2 separate regions of the Homo sapiens genome follow, and region 2 is linked to region 1. The links are chromatin loops, found by intact Hi-C in ENCODE. Cell type or tissue: ascending aorta. All regions are shown on one strand. Links, peaks and the distances in the headings refer to the core of each region. The heading gives the core; the rest is flanking DNA.

Region 1 (4,406 bases), core at 194-4,193:
TTGAGATGGAGTTTCATTCTTGTCACTCAGGCTGGAGTGCAATGGCACAATCTTGGCTCACTGCAACCTCTGCCTCCTGGGTTCAAGCGATTCTCCTGCCTCAACTTCCCAAGTGGCTGAGATTACAGGTGTCCGCCACTATGCCTGGCTAATTTTTGAATGTTTTTAGTAGAGACAGGGTTTCACCATGTTGGCCAGGCTGGTCTCAAACTCCTGACCTCAGGTGATCTGCCTGCCTCGGCCTCCCAAAGTGTTGGGATAACAGGCGTGAGCCACCACACTTGGTCTTTTAAAAAAATTTTTTTGTAGAGATGGAGTCTCGATACGTTGCTCAGGCTGGTCTCCAACTCCTGGCCTCAAGCAATCTTCCCATCATGGCCTCTCAAAGTGTTGAGATTACAGGCATCAGCCACCATGCCTGGCCAATAATATTATTAAAAATAAACATTAAGATCCTTTTTTTCCTTCTTGATTTGATATATGGAATTCTCATATTAAATATACGTATATTTTAAGTCATGTCTGAGGCATTTTGAGACAATAAATAATCATTCTTTTAAAAAAGAAAGCTTTTTATAGTAAAGATGAAACAATAACATGTAGTACTATGCTTATTTTGGCAGTCTAAAGACCCAGAGTGTCTTCTGTCTAATCCCTCTTAGTAGATTTTACTCAGTAACTGATTTTGGTGCTGCCATTACAATTTGAGGGAAGTTCCCATTATCTAAATGAATTCCCTGAATTTATTCTACACTATCACTGCCAAGTTGGTCATCCTGCCTGTCTTTGAACGTGGTGTGACAGGGAGCTAACTATCTCCCAAGGGAACCTATTTCATCTTTAAATTCTCTGTTAAAATTCTTGTTTCTACTAAGCTGAAATCTGTCTGCCTAGAACTTTATTCAGTGGTCCTTGTTCTCTCTCTCTTTCTAGAGTCTTACAGAACAAGCTCAGTGATTCTTCATAAAATAAACATTCATATAGCTGAGGATGTTTGTATTACTGAGTAAGCCCCTCTTCGGACCAAATGCCTCCACTTTTTAATCAAAAACCATTCTTCAATTCTCATAACCATCCTGGTGACTTCACTCTGATTGTGATCCTGTTCCTTCATATTCCCCATAAAAATGTAATATGATCAATGAATTCCAGAAACATTTATTAAATCCTTACAATGTGAGAAGGATGCAAAGTTGAAAACCAGGATTTCTGCTCTGTATGTGTTTACAGTTTTATGTATCAGAGTGTTTTAAGGGAAAACAATCTATGCCTGTGGTCTGACCATTACAGAACATACTATGTCTATTAATAAAAAGATAACAAATATTTACTAAGAATTTTCTCTGTGCCTGTTATCTCATTTAGACCTCACAACAACCCTGAGAGGCAGGTATTATTCTACTATCCTTATTTTACAGCTGAGGGAACTGATGCTTAAGGAATTAAGTTGGCAGTGTAAGCAAGAAAGTAGCAGAGCTGCTGTAGTCTATATTAAATGACATGCTCTAGAAAAGTTAAGAAGTTGTTTAAGGATGTTAACCAATTGGCCAGATTAACCAATGTTCTCCATTGGATCTTGCTGATGCCCAAGTATCCCGAATGCACACAGCTGGTGGGCTGTTCTCTAGGATCTATCCAATTATTTTGAATTTTATGTGAGACAGCTGTTTGTCCCCATCCTGTTTATGCCAGTTATAGTTGTCATTTTAATTACGTAACTTAATAAAGTATTTATTAGATAGGCTGATGAATATGAATGAGAAAAAAGTTGTTCTTTATATGAAAATTAAGGCCAGGTGTCGTGGTTCACGCCTGTAATCCCAGCACTTTTGGAGGCCAAAGCGGGAAGATTGCTTGAAGTCAGGAGTTTGAGAACAGCCTGGGCAACATAGAAAGACTTCATTTTTTTTTTAAGTAGGCAGGTGTGGTAGTGTGTACCTGAAGTCCCACCTACTCAGGAGGCTGAGGCTGGAAGATGACTTGAGCCCAGGTGGATGAGGCTATAGTGAGCTATGATTGCACCATTGCATTCCAGCCTGGGTAACACCGTGAGACCCTGTCTTTAAAATAAACTAAAATAAAGAAAAAAAAGTTAAGGTGAATGCTTAGAGAAACTTGTTGCAGATGGGTCTCTTAAAAAATTGCTGTTCAATAAATGAGAGCAAGAAAACTATTAAGAGATAAAAGGAAAAATGTAAAAATTCTAGAAAGATTTAGATTGATTGGAAGATGACTTTAAGTACTTGCCCCATGACAAAAAAAAAAAAAAAAAAGAGCAAGAAGAAGAAGCAACAGCTAGGAATCTTCTTAGATGATTCAATATGGGTGAGTTTTATTTAAATGACAAACTTCAGTCAGGGGATTCATATTCTGAAGGATGATATTCACATATTGTTATAACCAATCAGAACACATATCAAACAAATGAGAACAAAGGCCAGCCACAAAATCCAGATATGGCCATACCAATGTGTACTTGATATGCCCTCAAAGGAAAAGGTTTGATCCTACATCAAATAATTTGTGAAAGAATGAACCTTCAGCATTTAAGTTTAAAAGTTTCATGTATGTTGGATATTTTTATGAATCACTTGTGGCCTGATCTGGGGGGGAGAAAAGCTTCTACTACACTGTGAGTTGGAGCTGGGATCTAAAACTGGGTTGTCTGACCCCAAAGAGCATTTGCTTGACATCTGTGTGTACTGCCTCCAAATGCTTTATGCTATCACTTTCCTCTCACTAAATACCACAGTCTATTAATACAGTCTAGGGTTGCATAAGCATTCTGGGAAGCTTATGCACATTTGGAAAGCTTTTGCCATATTGATGACTCACAACTTTAGTTTATTTTCAACTAAAACTTTTCCATACTTGCTAACCATATATCCTTTATCCTCTGGTGGTGGTGTTCTTTTTGTATCCAAGTGCCAGGTCTTAAAATTATCCCTTGTAACTTTCTTCTCTGTGGATTTGGCCCATCATTCTAGCCTGAGATCCTTTTGAATCCTGTCAGCCAATAGGTCCCTCTCTCTCTAAGCCTCATGTCATTAGCTAATTTAATAAGTAAGACTTGTGTCTGCCCTTTTAAAATCTGACCTTGTCAGAAGACTCCCTGGACAGTCAAGCTGATTACTACAGATACTCCCTCCATTTCTCTCTTACTGAAATAATTTGTGATGGCAGTCACAAATCTGACTGTCCCAAGATGCCAGGGCTGTCTCCTCTTATAGAGCCTCATGTGTGGCACTGTGCTTGTCTTGTCCATAACTGCACTTACCCTACTACACAGGGCATTTAATAAATGTGTTTAAATCACAGAATTTCATTGTTTTTCTGGCATGGGACAACAGGAAAGCCGATCTGGAAAAACAACAATAACAACAAGACAGCTGCTACTTTCCTCAGCCGTCACACACGCTGCCCACTTCACAACTATCTCCCCGGCCATGAACTTGAACTTGAGAGAAGAATGAGTATCAATGAATTAAGATGTTTTAGAAAGTATCTGAACATACAATTGAGCTGGCACTATTTTGTACATCAGGATTTTAATATTGCAAAGGACTGTATTGATTGCCTAAATCTAAAAATAATTTCATTAATGGAAGAAGATGTAATGTGATTTAATATGCAAATTAATGCTGCATTCACTGAAAACTATTAAACCAGCTCATTTAGCAATTTGAGTGAACATTGCTAATACATTTCCAGAGTTTTCTTTTTCCTCTACAATCATACTGAAAACTCCTGAAAGACAACAAATGTCTTTTAGTTCTGAATACTCTATATAGCAGTCTAGAAATAGGCCAAGCTAATGTGAGGTATAGTGCTTATTATTCTTTGAATGTTGTTCTAAATTAAGGAGACAAGTTGCAGAAAAGTTAACTACTGTGAACTGGAAAACCTCCAATTAAGTAGTTGGATTCCAACCTCTCCTTGACTCACAGGCTGGAGGACATTTATCAAAGCATAGGGACATCGGGACTGAAAACAAGGGCTGATTTAGACAACAAAAGCTCTGATTCACTCTCTCCATGTTGACAAAATATACTCTATACCCACAAACTTAAGCTGTGTCCATGCACACACAAACCAGTCTGAAACAAAAACAAGTGAGCATTTAAATTTAGACCAATTATGACAGCAAAAGCTGTGTTCTTTGGCATTCTACCAAACAAAAAGCTTCAGAAACCAGCACTTCAAATACTCCCCTGGTCCACACATGTATTCTAGCAGCAGGGACTGGCAATGGAGCTAATTCCAATCAACGAGGAAGCTATTTAGGTCCCACAAGGCTGACTCTGAGAGTCGCTGGGGGATGCTGGGGTGCTGGCTCCACTCGAGACGGTACAACAGCCCCTTCTATCCTCTCAGGGAAACAGGGGCAGCTGCCCAGGGGAGGCTCA
Region 2 (4,406 bases), core at 257-4,256, 650 kb before region 1:
GTGTGCACAACTCCACTGTTTCTATCTTCTTGTCCACACTGTCAACAAAGGTTGTTCATAAACCACAAATGTCATTATGGTGCTCTGCTGCTGAACTGCCTCAATAGTCTGTTATTATCTATAGGATTAAGCCCAAAGTCCTTAGGAAGGGCTTGGCTTACCTCATTTCCCAGAATACCCAACACTTAGACTCTATCAGTGTACTTATCTGCCATATGTACGCTTCATTATCTTAAACTTGCATTTCCTCTTTTTCAACTTTTAAATTTTGAACCAATTTTAGGCTTACAGAAAAGTTGAAAAAATATTACAGTGACTTTTTGTATATTCCTCACTCTTCCCCTCCCATCTTGTGTAACAATAGTTTATTTATCAAGTAAAATGAATTGACATGAGGAAATACTATTAACTAAAGACCTTATTCAAATTCCACCCTTTTTTCCACTAACTTTTTTCTGGTTCCATATCATATTCAGAATCCCACCTTGTATTTTAGTTGTTATTTCCTCCTAGTCTGCCACAGTCTGTAATAGTTCCTTAGTCTTTCCTTCTCTTCCCTGACATTGACACTCTTGAAGAGCAATGATCAGTTGTTTTGCTAAATGTTCTTCAGTTGTGGTGTGTCTCATGTTTTCTTAGGATCAAAGTAAAGTTATGCTTTTTTCTTTTTTGGCAAGAACACCACAAAATGATGTTGTGTTTTTCTCAGTGCATCATATCACAGAGCTCATAATGTTGATAGGTCTTATTACTGGTAATGCTGTTTTCCATTCATTAGAAGGTTGTTTCTGCCAGATTTTACCTCTGTAAAATTATCTTTGCCTTTGTAGACAATCATACCCTGGAGGAGATGCTTTGAGGGTATGTAAATTTTGTTTTTTCTTAAGATTTACCCAATAAATTTAAGACTCATCAGTGAATTTTACCTGCAATAACTATTACTGATGCATGATCAGTTTCTCATTTTTTCCTCTTTGCCTTAAATGCCTATCTCCATTTTTTTCTCCTATCTATTTCCTGCTTATATGGCTTATCCCAGCTGAAGATTGTTTCTTCTCTGGGAAACCTTTTCACATTGTCCCAGGCAGACCAAGACTTCATCTCTCCATATTTTCTTAGCACCCTTGCACATAGCTCCACAATACTCACCACCATGGTTACTGGTTGTTTTGATTTCCCTGGGAGTCACTCTATGTGACTGCAAACTCCTAGAGGGAGATAACACTGTCTCAGCATTTTTTCTAACAATACCTAATATGGGATCTGGTCTATAAGAGACTATCATTATGTGCTTAGAGAATAAATGAATGCATCTATTATATTATTTCCAAAATTCATTTTCAGGCTGAAAAATTTAGAGTTTTTTTGTTACAGTTAGAAAAATAACGTTCAGTTCTAAAATCGTGATTCTGATTTTCTGCCAAAATTTTCCCCTTTGGGAAATTTATGATGTTTCTGGAATCAGCCCTATTTAATCTAAAAACAAGTTAAAATCGTGTTTTCTACTTTTTTCCCCTACCTTCCCTCATTATACAATGGTCTACTCTTCTCCCCTCCACTTGTGATTCTGTTTGTACATATATTTTCAGGAGCAAAAGTAAATAAACTACTCATTCATTCATTTTGCTAAGCTTCTGGGTGTCTCTTACCCTGGTCCTGACATGAGCTTCTTTAATCCTTGGTGGTATATTTCCTCCTGTGTATTTGCTTTATTCTGTAAATTTAAGGGAGGTTTTATAAAACTGCCTTTAATCCCCTGAAGATACAAAACAAACAGTGGAAATTGACTCTTTGCCTAACAGTTATTATCATTATTATTACATAATCAGTGGTTTGAGTCATAATGCAGGAAACCAGATGTCAATGTGGATGAATGGCCTGCCTGGCCATGTGCCCACAGACAATGTCAGCAGTAGCTGATAAAACTGTAAATGCTAAAAGGAACTTGTCCTCCTTCTCCATCATCATCGTCATCATCACAATCATCTCATCACCCTTGTCTTCATCATGAAAACCTGTACCACATTGTTTGTGGTTTGCACAGAACCATGACTAATACCAACCACACCTAATCCTTTAACATCACTCCTTTGAACCCTCTTAGCACTTGAACCCTCATACCACCTGATTTTAACAGTTCCTTTAGACTGCATTGTAGCCATTTGGTGCTGTGATCTTGTCCTTCTTGGCCTACTTTCTCTCTACCTTTACTAGGCCAGGAATTTCATAAAGACTGAGATAAAAGATTATACTCCTCTTTATCATTAGTATTTATTGCTATATGAGAACATAATAGGGGCTCAATAACTGTTTGTGGAATTAAACTGTTTGTCTTCCATGTAAAGCAGAAAAAGAAATGATAAATTGGGGAAAGGCATGTAAAAAATTAATAATTCCAGAATCAAAGCTCAGCTTTTTCATTGATAAAATGTTATCGATAAGCACATTTTGTGTATAGACAAGGCTTCTAGACGTTCTGAGAAGTTGGAAACATGGATTCTAAAATGAGACCTGCAAATACCAAAGATTCATTCAGACTTGATTTATGTAATACTTTTTTAATAGTGGGAGACGTTCAACAAAAGGAATAGTCTAAATGTTATTATTTTTGCATCCATAACACTATTAAGACTCTACCACCTCTTAATTCCTATTTACAGTGTCTTAGTTCTGATCTTCATTATTTTTCACCTGGATAATTGCAATATCTTCAAATGATTTTCCATTTTCTAATTTCTTCTCCCTACAGTTCATAAGAGATAGCTCCCCATTAATCATAAGACCAAGTTCTAATTCCTTTTTATAGCATATTCAATTTCAACCACCAGTCTATTTTATTGGACTTCTCTGTTACCATGCTCCTTCTGAGAGCTGCACTCCAGCTACCTAGAACTTCACAAATCTCCAGGAGAAAGTACACCATGCTCTTTATTATTCCATGCATTTCTTCATAGTGTTTCTATAACCTGAAAGGCCCATCGCTTTGATTTGATCTTTCAGGATCCACATAAAAATATTATCCTCTCAATGAGATATTCTATAAGTTTATAAGACAGAATTGTTCCGTCTCCATCATTTGCCATAGAACTCCATTTGTAGCTTTATAACATTTGTCATATTGTGTTAGAATTACAGTTTATCCTTGAATAGCACAGATTTGGACAGCAAAGGTCACTTACATGTGGATTTTTTTCAATAGAATTTACACTCAGTGTTCCTTCCTTTTCTGTCTCATCTTCTACCTCCTTGATCACTTCTGCCTCTGCTACCCCTGAATCAGCAAGACCAGTCCCTCCTCTTCCCCTCCTCAGCCCATTCAACATGAAGATGATGAGGATGAAGATCTTTATGAAGATCTACTTCCACTTAATAAATAGTAAAAATATTTTCTCTTCCTTGCAATTTTCTTAATGAAATTATCTTTTTTTCTAGCATACGTTATTGTAAGAATACAGTATATATTACAGATAGTATACAAATTATGTATTAACTGACTGTTTATGTTATTGGTAAAGCCTAATGATCAACATTAGGCTATATTGCTAGTTAAGTTTTTGGGGAGTCCAGAGTTATACTCAGATTTTTGACTGTGCAGGGAGTCAGCACCACAAAGCCTCTCATTGTTCAAGGATCAACTGCATTTGTTTATCAAACTGAAGTTCCCTAAGGCTAACAGCTGTTCATCTCTGCACCAACACCTAGAGAAAAATTGTAGTAGGCTGAGGTGTTCTAACAAACCCCGAAACCTCTGTTGTCTATCACAATGAGAACTCAATGTTCACTCGTGAAAGACCACTGTGATAGCAGGGGTGTGGATGTGGGGGTGGGGTGACATTTTCTGTTCCACACAGTCACTCAGGGACCCAGGCTTCTTATATATTATGGCAACTCTATGTTCAGTATGTAGACTCCAAATGTTCCACAGGAGCAGTAAGTGGAAGGTTGCATGTGGGAGATTTTTATAGGTGAGACCTGGAAATGGTATACAATTTTATATCACATTCCAGTGTCATAACAGATGCAATCTAACTTAAAGCATTCTGGGAAATGTAGTTTAGCTGTGTGCCCAGAGAACAGAAGAGAGACATGGATATTGGAAGGGACAGCATCCTCTGCCATTCTGCTCAGTAAATGGGTGCAGAATGAATACAATGGAAGGCTCTTTTTAATCTGAAGCCATTGTGGTGAATGGAGGAACAAAGAAAATAGTTTTTGAATCCAAAAATCTTGGTTTCAGACTATAGCAATGAAAGCCAATTAGTAGCTCTGTGACCATGGCAGGTACCTAAAACTCTCTAAACCTCAAGTTCTTCATCTGTAAATGAAGTTGGTATGGGGATTAACTGAGAAATACATGAAAAGCATCTGGAGCATAGGAGGAGCTATTTAATAATCATCCTCATTTC

Evidence for each region. A loop is a pair of places that touch in the nucleus more often than their neighbours do. Peaks named below come from ENCODE experiments on the same cell type or tissue, not always from the same donor. Only the 100,000 strongest peaks of a DNase experiment are listed, where the experiment ranks them.
Region 2: a loop joins it to region 1, with 5 times the contacts of the local background. A loop is called at or near these places in 1 of 110 quality-filtered maps.

Annotation. Positions count from the first base shown.
Region 1 is chr2:138,704,840-138,709,245 of GRCh38, forward strand. The region is part of intron 1 of NXPH2 (neurexophilin 2); the gene reads right to left. Among named protein-coding and RNA genes, the nearest start is that of NXPH2, 73 kb to the right of the region's middle. In ascending aorta, for the core only: no CTCF peak of the experiment used is centred there; no DNase peak of the experiment used is centred there.
Region 2 is chr2:138,058,499-138,062,904 of GRCh38, forward strand. It overlaps LOC105373636 (a long non-coding RNA gene), which reads right to left and starts at 3,336. Exons shown (of 3, transcript XR_923367.2): 1 at 1,650-3,336; 2 at 1,150-1,208. In ascending aorta, for the core only: no CTCF peak of the experiment used is centred there; a DNase peak (open chromatin) is centred at 1,903.